2 separate regions of the Homo sapiens genome follow, and region 2 is linked to region 1. A link is an interaction called in ENCODE POLR2A ChIA-PET data of the cell type or tissue named here. Cell type or tissue: PC-9. All regions are shown on one strand. Links, peaks and the distances in the headings refer to the core of each region. The heading gives the core; the rest is flanking DNA. Region 1 has its middle 16 kb from the start of BLOC1S4. Region 2 overlaps KIAA0232.

Region 1 (8,000 bases), core at 1-8,000:
TTCCGCATTCACCTCTAAGCCCTTCCAGAGCAGTGGTGGGGCAGGCTCCTCTCCAGGGTACCCAGAACGCACCATCAGCCCCAGGCCTGGCACACACCGCTGCTCGATGAACCTTGATTTAATGAATATGCCAAGGCCAGTCCCATGGCCTCTCATCCATTTTTGGGGTCACCCTGGCTTTGTCCCACCTCAAGACCTTCACACCTGCTGTTCCCTGGGCCTGGAATCCTGCCCCTGGCTTTTTCACGTGAAGATCGCCCTCCGCTGGAACACCCACTTCCCTGGGCAGCTGCCCCGCCGCATTTGGATCGTCCTCCGCTGGAACACCCACTTCCTTGGGTGGCTGCCCCCGCCACATTAGGAGCTGCTTCCCTGGAATTCTCTGTCCAGTGCCTGCATAGCTCCTTTCTAGACCTCACTGATGGAGCTAATGCTTATTTACCTATTTCCATTAGACTTGGAGCACCCCGGGGCCAGGACCTGTCCTGCCCTGCTTGCCCTGTGTCCTCAGTTCCCAGGACAGTGTGGGCTCCCAGGACTTGTTGAGTGAGCACTTCTTGTTAAGTAAACTAACAAGTGGACCAACAAGAGCAGAAAGCTGATTGTGTGTCCATTTTACAGTGGAGGACAGTGGCCTGCATCCAACACAGGGAATGCCGCAGTCACGGAAGTTGTCAGAGATACAGACACTAGAATCCCGTCCTCCACTCATTCATGCAACAGGTTTTCATCCAGTGCCTGCTGCCTGCAGAGATGGCCCTGTGGCAGGGTGCAGCCCAGGGAGGGGGGGCAGGCCATGAGAAGGGCTTCCATGGAGGCAGGGACAGAGGCCAGGTGCAGAGCCCACTACTCCCTGGGGAGGGGTGGTCAGGGAAGCCTCCCTGGGGGAGGCGAGGCAGTCCTGGAGTGGAGTCCCAAGAAAGGAACTGCCGTTCAGCAGTGGGTGAGAGCCAGGCAAGCAGTGCGCATAAAGGGAGGACCTCGAGGGGCTGTGGAGCTGACCTCCAGCCCAGCAGGGTGGGTGCGGGGATGAGGCCTGGATCTGCTCTGTGCAGGCTCAGGAACCGGGGTCACTAGTGGAAGCCCAGGAGGATCTGTTTTATGTCAATATAAAGGAACGTTTCCCAGAGGCAGAGCCATGCAAATAGAATGAACTTTCTGAGGAAGGAGTGAGCTCTCCATTCCTGGGGTTATGTAAGCTGTGATGCTGGAGAGGGATGAGGGGTTCGCCTAGACAGAAACCCTGTAAAATCCCTTCTGATCTAAAAAATCTATATTGAAAAGTGTCTAATGCAGGCAGAAGAGGTACTTATCAGATAATATCAACATAATTTTCATACAAATATGCATAAAGGTGATCATTACAGAGATTTTTTATGGAATGCAAAAAACCCATCTCATAAATCCCACTTTTAGAGAGTTTCTCAGGCAATCAACGCATGAGTATTCAGACACTTGGCTAAAATCACTGCAGTGGTGTTTGTAACAGAGGAAAATTGGAAACAATCCGAATGTTAACTTATATGTTTATTTTCTGTCTCCCCTCTAAGCTGCAAGCTCTAAGAGGGTAGACCTTGTCCGTCTCATTGGCAGCTCTGTCCTTCAGATGCAGTGGATAGAAGAGATAGAATGTGCTCTTTGTTTCATTTTTTAAATTTTGTTTTCTCACTGCCTATTCTGTGAACCTATGTACTCTTTTTTTAAAAGTATAACTTGGCCAGGCGTGGTGGTTCACGGCTGTAATCCCAGCACTTTGAGAAGCCAAGGTGGGCGGATTGCTTGAGGCCAGGAGTTTGAGACCAGCCCGGCCAACACAGTGAAACCCTGTCTCTACGAAAAATACAAAAATTAGCCAGGCATGGTGGTGCACACCTGTAGTCCCAGCTACTCGGGAGGGTGAGGCATGAGAATCGCTTGAACCTGGGAGGCGGAGGTTGCGGTGAGCCTAGATTACACCACTGCACTCCAGCCTGGGCAAAATAGTGAGACTCTGTCTCAAAAAATAAATAAATAAAAAATAAAAAAAGTGATAAAAGTATAACTCTACTGATGAGAAACAGAGTTCATCCAAACGTTATTATAACAGCAGTTGTTTCTGGGTGATGGATCGAAGATTATTTTTATTTTGTTCTTTATGTTGCACTGAGTTTTTCATGCTATCTACAATAGACACACACGATGTTTGTAATGTGAAAAATTTTTGAGAAAAAACAAAATGACATCAGAGTTAAAAAAAAAAAAAAAAAGCAGGAAAGAAAAACGACTTCATTTGCTGAGCTCCGAGAATGGATTTTTTAAAGTCAAACAAAATCGTTTAAGATTTTCTCTAAATGCCCTTAGTGGTATCTTCTTGCCATCTGGCTAGGATCACACGAGAACAACCCAACTCGTTTGGGGAAGAAAATTGTCTTCAGTGTCGCAGTAGCCACCTCTAAACTCGCCTCCTCCACCCAGGGTGTTTTGTCGTAGCCTACCGTGGGCGTGGACTTGACATTTATCTGGGCTCACAAGCCTGCAGGGCTGTCTGGGTGTCCCAAAGCCACTTCTGCTCAAGGCAGATAACTGCCAAAGAAATAACTCTGCCAGCGAAGAATCTGCCTTTGAATCTGTCTTCCCAAACAAGCAAGCTCTCTCAATGTTCAGGAGAAAACAGCTCGCTCGCTCTGAGTTGTTCGAATTTGTGGAGCTCTCCAGTTCTTGGGGCCCAAAGGGATTCAGCCTCCTGGCGGGGTTGGGATCGAAGCTACCTATTAGAAGTCACTGCTCACCATCTGTCACCCTGGGGAAGTAGAGCGGTTCCCAGCCACTGGACATGTGCAAGCCGAGGGTGGGCCACCCTTTGTCAGAGAGCTTGTAGCGGAAGTGCGATCATCAGATGGGGGTGGGGGCGGGTCTTATTGCCTCCAATGGCCAGGTGACAGGGCCTTTGCTCAGAGGGGTGAAATTCGCCAGGGTCTCCTAGTCTACCCAGTAAATCTGGGCTGCCCTAATTATAGCCTCCCCACTGCGCTTACTGGTAGCATTTTGTACAAGATGTTAGGGTTGCCTAGAGGAGGAAGGGGACCCTTTGGGAGAGACAAGGGGCTCTCACCCTCTGGTTCCACAATGACAGCACGGTATTCGCCAGTTCAGGGTCCCTGCCCCTGGAGCTCATGCCTGTAGCCGCCCCGTCCCACAGACAGAAGCACACACAGGCGCCTCTCCTCATGTGCAGCTGGCTCTGAGATTCATGGAACAAGAAGAGCCAACTCCTAGGAGGAGGCCAGTTCAAATTCTGCCTTTTTCCGGCTGTGTACTCTTGGAGAAGTTACACACCTCTCTGAAAAATTGTTGAAAGTAAACTTACTGCACAGGACACTTTCTGTGCTCAGTTATGTCTGCCGAGTTCAGCTGGCGTGCAGGCACTGCCACAGGCCCCGAGAAAAGAACGGGGTGCAGAGCAGGGGCTGCTTTCAGGGACCCGCCGTGCTAGTGAAGGTGGAACGGTAAAGAGGGTCCCGGGTTTAAGGGCGCGGGCAGTGATGGGAGCACAGACCCAGTGAGGCAGGGGAGGGTGAGGGAGGCCTTCTGCAGAGGGGGTACCCTGCAGACAGAGTCAGGGAGAGATCAAGAGACGGGGATGGCCAGGAGGGCACAGGGCTCACTGGCCAGGCAACATCGCCATTATTTCTGTTATTATGACTTCTCCTGCTGAGGCACAGAGAGGGTAAGACACCTGCCCAGGGACACCCTGTTAGAAGGTGGCAGGGCCAGGACTCAGCCGCAGGCCTGTCTGGGGGCCCCCATGCACACGGTGCACTGGTCTTCAATGGGTGCACAGGTGGGATCTCTTTTCTTTTCTTTTCTTTCCTTTCCTTTTCTTTCTTTTTTTTTAGATGGAGTCTCACTCTGTCACCCAGGCTGGAGTGCAATGGTACGATCTTGGCTCACTGCAACTTCCATCTCCTGGGTCCAAGCGATTCTCACCTCAGCCTCCAGAATAGCTGGGATTACAGGCGCATGCCACCACGCCCTACGAATTTTTGTATTTTTAGCAGAGACAGGGTTTCACCATGTTGACCAGGCTGGTCTTGAACTCCTGACCTCAAGTGATCCACCTGCCTTGGCCTCCCAAAGTGCTGGGAATACAGGCATCAGCCACCGCGCCCATGGGTAGGATCATGGGTAGGATCTCTGATCCTCCCGGTTCATGGATCTCCAGATATTACGCTCCAAATCCACCTTCTGCTTTCTTGACATCAAACCTAAGAAACAAGGGCCCACGACACTTTCTGCTTAAGCCTAAAGTGCTGGTAACCAGAAGGGACCCCGAGGGGACCCCCAGGTCTCTCTGCATCCTGAGGGGCTGCCGCTGTGGTTTCTCCCCAGTGCTGGGGACGGGGGGCCCTGTCTGACCTAGTGGCTTCTCATGAAGGTGCCCTTCCAGAGAGCCAAGCACCGAATTGGGCCAGCCCAGGTGGTCACTCGGCTCTGCTGAGGCCTGCTTGGATCTCAGGGTGACTGGCCCCGTCAGGGTGACTCAGCTGTTCTTGCAGCTGGGCGTGGGCTGATGGCTGGGAGCTCTCCAGGCAGCCCGCAGTGGCCAGGCCGCAGGAAGGCAGGCGGGAGCAGCCCGGGAGGACTCACCAAGTTCTTATTTTGCTTTTAAAGCCTCCAGCTCCTGGCCCAGGGAGCCAGGTACAGTCAACCTGTTGGAAAAGTGCCTCCTTCTCAGGGAAGCCTCGGGCATGGGAAAAAGCTAGGATGCTCAGAACCAAACAGGAACTGAAAGTCAGCCCAGCCAAGTCCTTCATTTCACAGCTGAGGAAACTGAGGCCCAGAGAGGCTGACCTGCTTGGGGTCACGCACACGTAGGGTGGTGCAGGCCTGTGATCTTTGCACTGGGCCCCCAGACCTCTCTGGAGAGACGTCACACTCCTCAGAACCAGCAAGCTGCTGGGTGATGCCACAGGACTCCCTGAAAAACCGGCCCGTTGAAGACCAGCACAGGGTGGGCAGGAGGGTCCCCAGACGGACCTGAGGCCCAGTCCTGGCCCTGCCAGTTTCTAACAGGGTGGCCCTGGGCAGGTGTCTTACCCTCTCTAGGCCTCAGTCTCCCCTCTGGCCACCTGCTGGGATCTCCAGGGGAGTTCAGTGAGTGGCAGTGTGCGGTCAGCCCGGTGCACACGGGGTTCCCTCTGTGCTCACCAAACCTCAGAGGAGGTGGCCCTGGAGCCTTGAAGAAGAGGACGCCTCCTGCCTGCCGCTGCTGGGGGAAAGCCCACCTGGCCCTCCGACGCACATATACACACGGACAGGACAGCTTGAGAGCACGCGGAGAATTTGCTTCTCCTGAGAGCAGGCTGGAGTTCAGGGGTCAGAGCGGGTGAATTTGGGCTTTCCCTCTGCAAAACTCACGTGTGAAACCCACTCATTTGTGCAACAAATATTTGCCGAGTGCTTGCTGTGTACAAGGTCCTGCCCCAGGGCGGGAGACAGAGCCATGACCAAAGCAAACAGAATCCTGCCCCATCGTCCTTACTTCCAGAGGGCGGGATCATCAACAAGAGTCACAAATGATCAAACGCACATGGGGAGTAAATAGTGATTGCGGAGCAGGGATCGGAGAGGGATCGGTGCCAATGAGAAAAGAGTTGAGCAGAGCAAGGGACTAGGAAGCGACGGGGATGGGAATTTTAGAGGGGACCCAGAAAGGACCAGCCCGAGCAGGTGACCTCTGAACACAGAGAGGAATGAGGTGAGGGCACAAGCCATGACGGTTTCTGCAGGAAGAACTTTCCAGGTGGGGGAACAGCCCCTGCAAAGGCCCTGAGGCAGGAGCCCCGTGTAACAGCAGCTCCAGCGAGCAAAGGACGGAAGGAGGGGATGAGGGGAGGAGGTGGAGGACACCATGTGTGGGTGTGGATTGGGAGAGAGGACCGCCCTTCCTCATCTGTGGTGTCGGCTTGTTCTGTTTCAGGGTGATAGAATTGCTCAGCCTCCACGAGGTAGGAAATCCCAGAAGACAAGGAGGTCCATGAAGCGGGGGATGAGAATCCCACCAGTTTGAAACGTGCCACGTTGGTGACGCTCCTTCCTTGAGGCTTCTTTGTCCCCCTCCCCAACCTCATTTCACACTCTGCTCCTCACACAATAGAGTCTCAGAAGGCCATGGCCACAAAGGGTCAGGGCACCAGCCTTGGGACAAGACCCAAATCATCAACCAGATGTCACAGCTGCTGACCCTGGCCTCACCCAGCCGCCCTCTGCCTTGCCTCCTGCGCCCACCCCAAGCCTTGACAAGAGCTGTTCCCTCCATTAGGAACGTGCTCCCTTCACTGTCCGCCCGCAGAGGTGCACATCTTCCGGGTCTCACACGTGGTGATGACTCAGACAACTCAGCCAACTACTCATTGACTGAATGAATACATTCACAGTTGTGTCTCCAGGGTCCTCAACTGATTCCATACATTAGCTGCGTACCTGCCGTGTACCATCCCTCTTTCTCAGATTTTCAGTCAGCAATCAGGAGACCTGGGTTTCAGCTGCGTGACTTGGAGCAAGTCACGTGTCTTCTCTGGCCCTCAATTACAATCAAATCTTTCAGAGCTGGAAGGGATCGTAGAGTTCTCCAGTCTAAGCCCTTGCCCGATGCATGGGACAGCTCTGCTGCATCCACGTTCTGTCATGACCCAGTCTCTCCTTGTTCACCTCCAGAGACAGGGAGTTCACTACCAAACTCCCAAGAAGGTTCACTCCTGGGTATCTTCCAGAGTCAATGAAGATCCCTCAGACTGGAAAAGGCGTAGGCATTAGCAGACCTGGTTCAGATCATACTTCTAGCTCTATGACCTTGGGCACGTCACTTAACCTTTGTGAGCCCAAGGTTTACTATCCGTAAAACGAGGATCATAATGTTTTCTGTTGGAGTTGTCTCAAGGATCAAGCAAGATGGCCAGGAAGTGCCCGGCACACTGTAGACTCCGGAGACATTTAAGAGATGTCAAATATACACTAAGGAGCTCCACGTCCTGATTACTACAGCACTTCCCAGGACCTAGACTCTGCGTCGTTCCAGGTGAAGGGGCTGGGAGGGGAGGGCTGGTTGAAGGTGGTTGTCTGCAGGCCCTGGCAAGGTAGCACATCCTAGGAGGAGGCCGTAATGAAGACAAGGTCAGAATGGTGTAAGAAAGAAACTAGATACATAAATGATAGATAGGTAAATATTTTGTTATTGTGGTCAGATATACAAGCCTTAAAAATTTACCATTTTAACCATTTTAAGTGTAGCATTCTAGGGACCTTAAGTACATTCACAGCCAGGCACAGTGGCTCGTGCCTGTAATCCCAGCTGAGGTGGGAGGACCACTTAAGGCCAGGAGTTCAAGGCCAGCTTGGGCAACACAGTGAGACCTTGTACAAAAAAATAAAAACTAGCTGGGCCTGGTGGCACACACCTTTGGCTCCAGCAACTCAGGAAGCTGAGGTGGGAGGATCATTTGAACCTAGGAGCTCGAGGCTGCAATGAGCTATTATCACACTACTGCACTCCAGCTGGGGCAACACAGCAAGACCCAGTCTCTGAAAAAAAAAAATGTAAGTACATTCACAGGCCAGGTGCAGTAGCTCATGCCTGTAATCCCAGCACTTTGGGAGGCCAAGGCGGGCAGATCACCTAAGGTCAGGAGTTTGAGACCAGCCTGGCCAACATGGCAAAACACCATCTCTACTAAAAATACAAAAATCAGCCAGGCATGGTGGTGCATGCCTGTAATCCCAGCTACTCAGGAGGCTGAGGCACGAGAACTGCTTGAGCCCAGGAGGTGGAGGTTGCAGTGAGCCGAGATTGTGCCACTGCACTCCAGCCTGGGCGACAGAGCGAGACTCTGTCTCAAAAAAATAAAAAATAGGCCAGGCACAGTGGCTCATGCCTGTAATCCCAGCACTTTGGGAGGCCAAGGTGGGTGGATCACGAGGTCAGGAGATTGAGACCATCCTGGCTAACACAGTGAAACCCCATC
Region 2 (10,344 bases), core at 1-8,000, 65 kb after region 1:
TAAGAAGTTGGTACTGAACTGTAGTTTTAGATTTTGTATTGGTTTGTGTTTGAAAAAGTATGCTTAACTTGAAGCTTTAGCGAAACAGCCTAAGTTTCAGTGTTAAGATAGCTATCTCTGAGATTTCACCTTGTAAAATGAAGTAAAACCTTAAGCTCATCATAGGCGAGTCAGAAATGAAAATAAAGTTTATTCATCAGTCAGGTTCAATTGAATAAGAGATTCACTAGGATTATTTGGTGCTTTCTTAAAAAGTGGTCAGAATTCTTGGTGAAGTAAAAGGGCTAAGGATTCTTAGAAGTAGCTACAGAAAATGGATAAGGGGAGAGTGAGCTAACACTGGTTAACCGTTCTAATCTGTTAGGGCGTTGTGTTAGGGACCTTAGATAAACCATTTAATGTAAGCCTCCTGAGAACTCTGAGAGAGATGGGATGGTTGTCATTTTACAAATGAGGAAGCTACAACTCAGAGAGATTCCGAAAAACTTCCCTGTGGTCACAGGTAATATATGGCAGAACAGGAGCCCAGACTTCCGTCCTTCCAACTTAAAAGTTCATGTTCTTTCCGCTTCCCTACTCTACCTAGAGATCTATTCATTCATAAAGTATTTGTTGACTGCCTACACTGGGCTAGGTACAGATGCCAGGATGGATTAGACATCCAGGAGGTTTATTGGGGGAATTAAGGGTAAGGCGAGAGGAAGCAGGAGTAGTATGTAGGAAGAGCCTTTTGACTTCCACTTGGTCGGATTCCCGTGAAGAGAGGAGAGGAAGAGTGGCTAGGAACAGCCTCAGGTCACTGTACAGTTCTGAGAAAGTCTTGACCAAGCTGATGGGGAATTCTCATGCTGAAGCTGTGCATCCTGCACCGGACAGAAAGGCCTGAGTCTGTTATCCCTTTCGGATTAAACCATTAGTTGGGGGCAGCCTGATGGAAGCATGGCTTGGTGTCAGTGCTGTTGTGGTTCTGAACATGTAGCAACTTGAGGCTGTCAGCTTAGTTTCCTGTAGCAGCTTCTCTTGAAGGGTGATCTGAGCAGGGCACCTTCATAGTGGCTGCACACGGTCCTGTCCTGGTGGGTGTGGGTAGAAAGACTGATAATACAAATAAGCAAGTAGATGCATATGTGAAGTGAAAATTAGTGCCAAGGGGAAAAACAGAGCAAAAGATGGGGTGTTGCATCGTATGTGGTGGACAGGGAAAGCCTCTGTTGACACTTGAGCAGAGACCTGAAGAGGAAGAGAGAAAGATGTGGAGATACCTGAGGAGCAGAGCATTTCGAGGGGTAGAGGAGAGCAAGTGAAAGGCCTTGGTTCTGCATCCATGATGAAGGTACACCTAAGAGGGTTTGCTGATGGACGAGATGTGGGATGTGCGAGGAGGAGCCATCATAGCGTGGGGTTGCCCTTGACTGACATGGGGAAGGTCATGGCAAGGGTAATGGTGGTGAGAATTCAGGGTTGTGTTGTTTGGCTTTAGACATGTTATAAGTTTGAGATGCCAGTCAGATATCTCCTTGTCTAGTAGCTTGGTAGCATTAGAGTTCTGGAATTAAAGAGAAAGAAGCAGGGTAGAGGGAAAGGATGGAGCAGTCTCTGCATAGGTGGTATTTATAATCATGGGACTAGAAGAGGTAAGCCAGATTGCGCAGTTAAATAAGGCAGCCACAAGCCACATGTTTTGTTTTGTTTTGTTTTTGAGATGGAGTCTCACTCTGTCGCCCAGGCTGGAGTGCAATTGCATGATCTCGGCTTACTGCAAGCTCCGCCTTCCGGGTTCATGCCATTCTCTTGCCTCAGCCTCCTGAGCAGCTAGGACTACAGGCACCCACCACCACGCCTAGCTAATTTTTTTGTATTTTTTAGTAGAGACAGGGTTTCATCGTGCTAGCCAGGATGATCTCGATCTCCTGACCTTGTGATCCGCCTGCTTCAGCCTCCCAAAGTACTGGGATCACAGGCGTGAGCCACCGCGCCCGGCCCACATGTGGCTTTTGAACTTTGCATGCAGCTAATCTGAATTGAGATGCGCTGTGTCAATTATGTACCAGATGCCAAAGACAGTGTGAAAAATTACAATGTAACATATATCATTAATTTTTACCTTCATTATATTTGGAGTGATATTATTTTGGATATACTGGGTTAAATCAAACATATTAAAGTTAATTTCACCTGTTTCTTTTTTAATATGGCTACTAGAAATATATTTATTTATTTTTTGAGCTAGGACATCACTGTCACCTAGGCTGGAGTGCGGTGGTACATTCACAGCTTCTTGCAGCCTTGGTCTCCCAGGCTCAAGTAGTCCTCCCATTTCAGCCTCCTGAGTAGCTGGGACTATAGGCATGCGCCACTGCATCCAGCTAATTTACTTTTTTTGTAGAGACTGGGTCTCACTATGTTGCCCAGGCTGAGCTCAAACTCCTGCTCTCATGCAGTCCGCTTGCCTTGGCCTCCGCAAGTGCTGGGGTTACAGGAATGAACCACTGCACTTGGCCTAGAAAATTTTAATTACATATATGACTGGCATTATTTTGCTCTTGAAGGCACTGGTGGAGGAAGCGAATGGAAATAGAGAAGTCCAAGGGCAGAGCCTGGAAAGCTGGGAAGAGGAGGAGCAGCCAGCGGAGGAGCCAGCGAGGGTGTGGACTGGGTGAGGAGAGGATGATGAGAGGTGTGGTTTGTGCGTAAGTGAGCTGCACTAAAATTTGATTAGAACTTGAGTAAAAGGAAAGTATCAGAAACTAGGTCTAATTAATATGTAATATGTGGAATTGGTTATTCGTAGAAGTGAACGAGTCCTGGAGATGGTCTGTAGGATCAGGATAGGATTGAGATCCTTCCCTATATTGTTCTTTTTTTTTTTGGAGACAGAGTCTTGTTCTGTCACCCAGGTTGGAGTGCAGTGGCACGATCTCAGCTCACTGCAGCCTCTGCCTCCTGGGTTCAAGCGATTCTTATGTCTCAGCCTCCCAAGTCACTGGGACTACAGGTGTGTGCCACCACCCCTGGCTAATTTTTGTATTTTTAATAGAGACAGCATTTTGCCATGTTGACCAGGCTGGCCTCAAACTCCTGACCTCAGGTGATCTGCCTGCCTTGGCCTCCCAAAGTGCTGGGATTGCAGGCGTGAGCCACCACACCCGACCATATTGTTCTTTTTTAAGTGAGTTTCATGCCACCTGTTTAAAGAAAGCTCTAACATAGCCTATCTGAGGAATCAATCATGATAGTAGAAAAGGAAGCACACATTTATAAGATTTGACACAGTTAGTGCAAGAAGGTGACTCTTATGGCCCTTAAAAGTTTGGTCACACGGTTTTCTTTCAGCTTGTAATCTTCACTTAGTAAAACTACCATAAGAATATCTTACCTTCCTTTTGCTCTTTCTGAGCTCGTAGGGTGTCTTTGAGAATGTTCAAGTAGGCTCCTTGAGTGGCCTTAGCTACCGTGATGGGAGGGCTTCGTTTCCATTCTTGGTTTTCTGGTTTATATGTTGGTCACTTGGTTATGTTAGTCAGCATCCTTTGGCACTGCCTTCTGTCCTGATCATCTCATAGGAACAGACTTTGGGACATTTACTGACAACAGTCAGTTGGAGAGCCTTCCTCATGCAGCACGTCGACTTCTTTTTAATATGTTGGTAGCTATAACAGTGTAGTATCAGGCAGATTGTTTTTTCTTTAGACATTATACTTTTTTCCTCTGTATTTTATTATTTCATTTCCCAAAAAACACACTTGCACATTTAAGAGCAGTGTTTTAACAGTTTTTTCCAAAGCCATGAGATAGAAACTGTCATGGAAACTGAAGCTCCTCTGACTGGAACTTACTTAGGCCTTGCCAGGGTGGGCAAAAGATGACGTTGAAAAAGATCAGGTAGCACCCTGCATTTTGCCATTGGCTAAAGTGGGGTCAGAGCTGGTTGCCATTTTCTCTCTGTCTTGAGGTTCAGGCCTGTCATCTTCTCAAAATGCCTCCAGGCCTGTTGGGACAGTGAACAGTAATGGCCAAACTAAAAACTTTAAGAAGGATATGATATGCTAAATGCAGGGAAAAAGACTTCGCTTTAACCCTCAACAAATGTATAAAGAGGGCCGGGTGTGGTGGCTCACATCTGTAATCCCAGCACTTTGGGAGGCCAAGGCAGGAGGATCGCTTGAGCCCAGGAATTCGAGACCAGCCTGGGCAACATAGCAAGATCCCATCTCTTAAAAAAAAAACCTAGCTGGGTGTAGTGGTGTATGCCCATAGTCCCAGTTACCTGGGAGGCTGAGGTGGTAGGATTGCTTGAGCCCAGGAATTCCAGGCTGCAGTGAGCCATGATTGCACTACTGTGCTCCAGCTAGCCTGGGTGACAGAGCCAGACCCTGCCTCTCAAAAAAAAAAAAAAAAAAGGCCGGGCGCGGTGGCTCACGCCTGTAATCCCAGCACCTTGGGAGGCCGAGGCGGGCGGATCACAAGGTCAAGAGATCGAGACCACGGTGAAACCCCATCTCTACTAAAAATACAAAAAATAGCCGGGCACAGTGGCGGGCGCCTGTAGTCCCAGCTACTTGGGAGGCTGAGGCAGGAGAATGGCATGAACCCGAGAGGTGGAGCTTGCAGTGAGCTGAGATTACGCCACTGCATTCCAGCCTGGGTGACAGAGCCAGACTCCGTCTCAAAAAAAAAAAAAAGAGAGACATAAAAATGTTTGAAGGAAAGGCTACAAGTTAAACGAGGAGTGAATAGTATGATAGAAAGGGCACCAGCTTTGGAGATAGGGCACATACATGATGGCCCTGGTTTTGACTCTCCATGAGACCCTAAATACCTGTCTAAATTTCTTAATCCATGAAATGGGAGGTTTGGCTTAGCTTATGCTTTTTCATGTTGTGAAAGCAGTGTTTGATGCTGAGTAGGTGCTCAGATGTTGATTAAATGAACAAGGAATAAAATAACTATAGAGAGCCTAGGTACTTAAGGCATGAGCCAGGGGTCAAGGTGATGGGTATTGGCCATCCCCTGCTCCTCACCTGTCCCACCTTAACCTGTGTAGTGTAGCATTGGCTACTACTACTTTGAGACATATTTGAACAACACTAGGTTAGGTAATCCCTTTCTAAGCTTAAATATGTCATGCTTCTGATGCTGACACCAACCCTTTTCTTTCTTCTCAGTTACATGCTTTATTTTTGAGACAGGGTCTCGCTGTCGCACAGGCTGGAGTGCAGGGGTGTGATTATCGCTCACTGCACCCTTGACCTCCAGGGCTCGAACGAGCCTCCCACCTCAACCTTCTGAGTCTCTTGGACTATAGGCATGTGACATTATGCCCAATTAATTTTTTATTTTTTTGTAGAAATGGAGCCTCCCTGTGTTGTCCAGGCTGGTCTCAAACCCCTGGGCTCAAGCCATCCTCCTGCCTCAGCCTCCCAAAGTGCTGGGATTATAGGCGTGAGCCACCGTGCCCAGCTGCTGTGTACTATTTACTAAGATAAAAGTTGCACGAGAAGAAATGCAGTTTCATCAGGTGTAGGGGAGGAAGTCAGAGGTGCTGTGTTTGTTTCCTAGGGATGCTACAACAAAGTACCCCAAACTTTGATGGATGGCTTTTAACAACAGAAGTGTATCTTCTCACAGTTCTGGAGGCCAGAAGTCCAAAATCCAAGTGTTGGCAGGGCTGGTTCCTTCTGGAGATTCTGAGAGAGAGCTTGGTCCATGCCCTACTCTTAGCGTCTGGTGGTTATTGGCAATACTTGGCATTTCTTGGCTTGCATTGGTACATTACTGCAGTCTCCGCATCTGTCTTCACGTGGGATTCTCCCCTGCATGTCTCTGTGTGAATTTCCCTCTTCTTATAAGGACATCAGATCATTGAATTAGAGTCTCTTATCCAATTTAGGTGGCTGATAATCTAGTATGACCTCATTTTAACTTGATTACATTTTCACAGACCCTGTTTTCAAATAAGGTAATGTTCACAGGTAATGGAGTAAGGACTTGAACATACCTTTTTTGGGGGAAACAGTTCAGTCCACAGCAGGTGTTAAAGTTGGGGGTAAACAATTTCTGAAAAATTGTGACTCATTTCCTCAAATTCATCTCTTTACATTAAAGCTAGGTCTGTCAGAGGAATTGGGATAAAACAAACATAAAATTCACGTCTACTAGAAAGTATCAATTTGGCCTCAAGTCAAAATCGTGGATGGCATAGCCTAAGACTACATAACTATTAGAAAGACTCTTATAATAGAGACTAAGAATTCTGTTTTTTACACATTGGGTTTTTGCTTTGAGATTAGTTGGGTTTTTTTGTTTTTTGTTTGTTTGTTTTTTGAGTCGGAGGCTCGCTCTGTTGCCAGGCTGGAGTGAAGTGGCACAATCTCGACTCACTGCAACCTCCGCCTCCTGGGTTCAAGCGATTCTCCTGCCTCAGCCTCCCAGGTAGCTGGGACTACAGGTGCCCGCCACCACTCCCGGCTAATTTTTGTATTTTTAGTGGAGACGGGGTTTCACCATGTTGGCCAGGATAGTCTCCATCTCCTGACATCATGATCCCCCCGCCTCGGCCTCCCAAAGTGCTTGGATGACAGGCATGAGCCACTCCGCCTTGCTGGCTTTTGTTTTGCATATACTCTGTTTTCTTTTTCTTTCTTTCTTTCTTTCTTTTTTTTTTTTTTTTTTTTTTTTTTTTTTTTGAGATGGAGTCTCACTCTGTCGCCCCGGTTAGAGTGCAGTGGCATGATCTCGGCTGACTGCAACCTCCATCTCCCGGGTTCAAGTGATTCTCCTGCCTCAGCCTCCCGAGTAGCTAGTATTACAGGTGCCCGCCACCATGCTTGGCCAATTTTTGTATTTTTAGTAGAGATAGGGTTTCACCATTTTTGCCAGGCTGGTCTCGAACTCCTGACCTCAGGTGATCTGCCTGTCTTGGCCTCCCAAAGTACTGAGTCATCGTGCCTGGACTTACGTATGCTCTATTTTCTTGATGTGTTCTGATTTTATTATATTTGAAAATTTGGGGCCAGATGTGGTGGTTCATGCCTGTAATCCCAGCACTTTGGGAGGCCAAGGCAGGCGGATCACCTGAGGTCAGGAGTTCGAGACCAGCCTGACCAACATGGAGAAACCCCATCTCTACTAAAAATACAAAATTAGCTGGGTGTGGTGGTATGCACCTGTAATCCCAGCTACGCAGGAGGCTGATGCAGGAGAATCACTTTAACCCAGGAGGTGGAGGTTGTGGTGAGACGAGATCATGCCACTGCACTGCAGCCTGGGCGACAGAGGGAAACTCCGTCTCAAAAAAAAAAAAGAAAATTTGGAGGAAAAGACCTTGCTCATTATACTTGTTTGAATTCTGTAAATGAAGTAAGCAGAATGGCAGAAATGTCATTTGGTAACATTTTATATAGTTTTGGGTCACATAGAAAATGCAGAGCCAGGTTGGCTCCTGGGCTCATCACTCTGAAAGGTTATGTGAGGGGGGTGATACGAAGAGCCCAGTTAGGAAGGGCAGGCAGGTTCTTAAGGGTTTGTTCAGTTCAGCAGTGCTTTTCCAACAGCTTATTAACATGGAATGTAGTGGGAATACAAATATAAATATAGACAGAGTTCTTGATAATTTGGTCATAGGATAATTTGTAATTTTCTTAGTTTGTAGGAAATTAAGTTCAGCAGCTGGGTATTGAACCAGGATGTGGAATTGTCAGCATTTCCCCAAATCTTGATGTGTTAGACCTGTTGTGTCCAGTAGAACTTTGTTTGATAATGGAAATGTTCACTGTCTTTTCTATTCAGTATCCACTGGCTACATGGGGCTATTAACACTGGAAATGTGGCTTGTGCCATTAAAGAACTGAATTTTCAATTTTATTTAATTTTAATTAATTAAAATGTAAATAGCCACTAGTGGCTACCATATTCATTGGACAATGCAGTTCTAGAGATTCATTTCACCTTTGTTCAGTTCACCTTTGTTCAAAGAATAAGTGGATGGTGGTTATAGGAGACTGAAAAGATGCCACTAGGCCAGGCATGGTGGCTCATGCCTGTAATCCTGGCCCTTTGGGAGGCTGAGGTGGGAGGATTGCTTGAGCCTAGGAGTTCGTGACCAGCCTGAGCAATGTAGTGCGACCCTATCTCTACCAAAGAAAAAAGCTGGACTTGATGGCCACACACTTGTCGTCTTAGCTACTCTGGAGGCTGAGGTGGGAGGATTGCTTGAGCCCAGGAATTCCAAGCTGCAGCGAACTATGATTGCTCCACTGCACTCCAGACTGGGTGACAGGACGAAAAGGAAAAAAAAAAAAGAGAAAGGTGCTATTAAGTGGCTTACAGTGCTTAGGACTTTAATTAGCATATCCATGTTTTTAAATGTAGAACATAGGGTTTTCATAAAGTAGAAACGTGGATTCTGGTTTATTTGCAGTACAAAGAAAAATACAGGGCCTGCGAGGATGATCATTTTGTGCATGTGCTGAAATCATACTCTTTTAGCTTTAGAAGTTATTTGTATACATGCCACCATTACCTTCCAGATAAAGTTTGTATCCCTCACTGTGTATTGCACATAATAAATACCCACTAAATGGTGGTGGGTATTTATTTATGCAATAAAGGGGCCCTTGATCCTGATAGGGCTGTTAGTTCCTTCATGAGTGTCACAAGTTGGGTTCTCTGGGAAGGCGGGTACTTTGGGAAGCAAATGCAGACAATTTAGCATGCAGAATGTTGATTAGGGCTTGCTCGTAGGGTCCAGACTCAGGGAATGGAGAAGTTGAACTACCTTGCATGCCCAATTATAGCATAGCCTTGGCCAACCCCATTAGAATAGCCCGTGGGAGCTGTCCCGGCTTGGGCTGGGTAGCCAGGCCTGTACGCTCTCTGAGTCAGTCAGGATGACTTGCCTGGAAGAGGGCAAGATGTCGGGTGAGGCAGTTCTCTGTAGCCACAGCAGTACTTGAAGGGGCTGACGGAGCACTCCCAGCAGCTGGGGCTGCATGGCCTTCAGTTGAGGGTCTGGGTTGTACATCACAGCGTGCCATGGTTGGACAATATTTTTCTTAGAAATTTTTTGATTGATTTCATTTGACTCATTGGTTGGCGTTCTGGAGAAATATGGGGTAAGTCTCTTTCTCTTTCTCTGTGACTCTTCTCAACCCCCCCCAACCCACCAGCCCCCTTACTAAATAACTATGTGTGTGTGTGTCTTATGTACGAACAGAGTTACAGTGCACAATTAACCTTTTCTTCTGATGGAAGTTGACTCCAACCAGAATGCTTCATCTTCACGTCTTCCCCAAGGACATAAAGACAGAAAGGGGATTTTGCTATAACATAGAATACAGAGTGGTGATTCAGGTATAGAGCAAGGTGTGGTATGTTGGTGATGTAAGGAGCACAGAGGAATGAAATTAATTGGTGTGAGGTTCTCTCAAGGAAGGAAAAAATGACAGAAGGTTGAAAGAAGAGTAATAGTCGAATATGAGTGCATATAGCTGGGGGCAGTGGCTCATGCTTGTAATCCCAACTCTTTAGGTGGCTGAGATGGAAGGATCACTTGAGGTCAAGAGTTCAGGACCAGCCTAGGCAACATACTGGGCATACTTGAGCAACATACTCTGTCTTGACCAAAAAAAAAAAAAAAAAAAAAAGCCAGGTTTGGTGGGTGCATGCTTGTGGTCCCTGCTACTGTGGAAGGTGAGGTGGGAGGATCACTTGAGCCCAGGAGTTCTAGGCTGTAGTAAGCTATGATTGTACCACTGCACCTCCAGCCTGGATGACAGAAGAATACTTTACCTCTTGAAAGAAATTAAAATGAGTGCATATATATATATATATATATATATGGACTTTCTCATATAAATTGAAGCCCAGCTCCCTTAAGTTCAAATGGAAATATTCCATGAGTAGTTGGAAATATAGATTGAGAAGACAAGGTAAGAGAAAGATTTGTAGGGGGTGACTTTTGATAAATTACACAAATCTTTGACATTATCAAACATGAATGCCAAACATTGAAACATGAATGTTCAAGGGTCTGTCACACAGCTCTCAAGTTATCTGGTTACTGGTAGTTAGGTAATAGTTGGAAGATTCCAGTAGTTACGTAGTTACTGGTAGTTAGAAAATACTTGAAGGATTCATTTGGATAAGATTACCCTGATTAAAATTTCAAGTATAGTAATTTCTTTCTAGAGTTGTCTAATTTCATATTCACTTAAAGAGAATACTTTTTACTAACCTCAGAGTCAAGTATTTCATGTTAAAGAACTTGACCAGAATTTATAAAAAAGGAATAACCAATTTTATATTTGACATGAGTCATTTGGAAGTGGATTTTTATGTTTAATG

The links. ChIA-PET counts read pairs that join two places held together with the same protein. Peaks named below come from ENCODE experiments on the same cell type or tissue, not always from the same donor. Only the 100,000 strongest peaks of a DNase experiment are listed, where the experiment ranks them.
Region 2: POLR2A ChIA-PET joins it to region 1 with 21 read pairs; 14 of 35 experiments call an interaction of 5 or more read pairs at or near these places.

What each region holds. Positions count from the first base shown.
Region 1 is chr4:6,728,273-6,736,272 of GRCh38, forward strand. No RefSeq gene overlaps it. Among named protein-coding and RNA genes, the nearest start is that of BLOC1S4, 16 kb to the left of the region's middle. RefSeq lists enhancers at 3,861-5,060, 4,472-5,378, 6,210-6,504. In PC-9, for the core only: no CTCF peak of the experiment used is centred there; a DNase peak (open chromatin) is centred at 4,529; H3K4me3 peaks cover 775 bases; H3K27ac peaks cover 2,531 bases.
Region 2 is chr4:6,793,390-6,803,733 of GRCh38, forward strand. All of the region lies in intron 1 of KIAA0232, which reads left to right. Among named protein-coding and RNA genes, the nearest start is that of KIAA0232, 16 kb to the left of the region's middle. In PC-9, for the core only: no CTCF peak of the experiment used is centred there; no DNase peak of the experiment used is centred there; H3K27ac peaks cover 1,932 bases.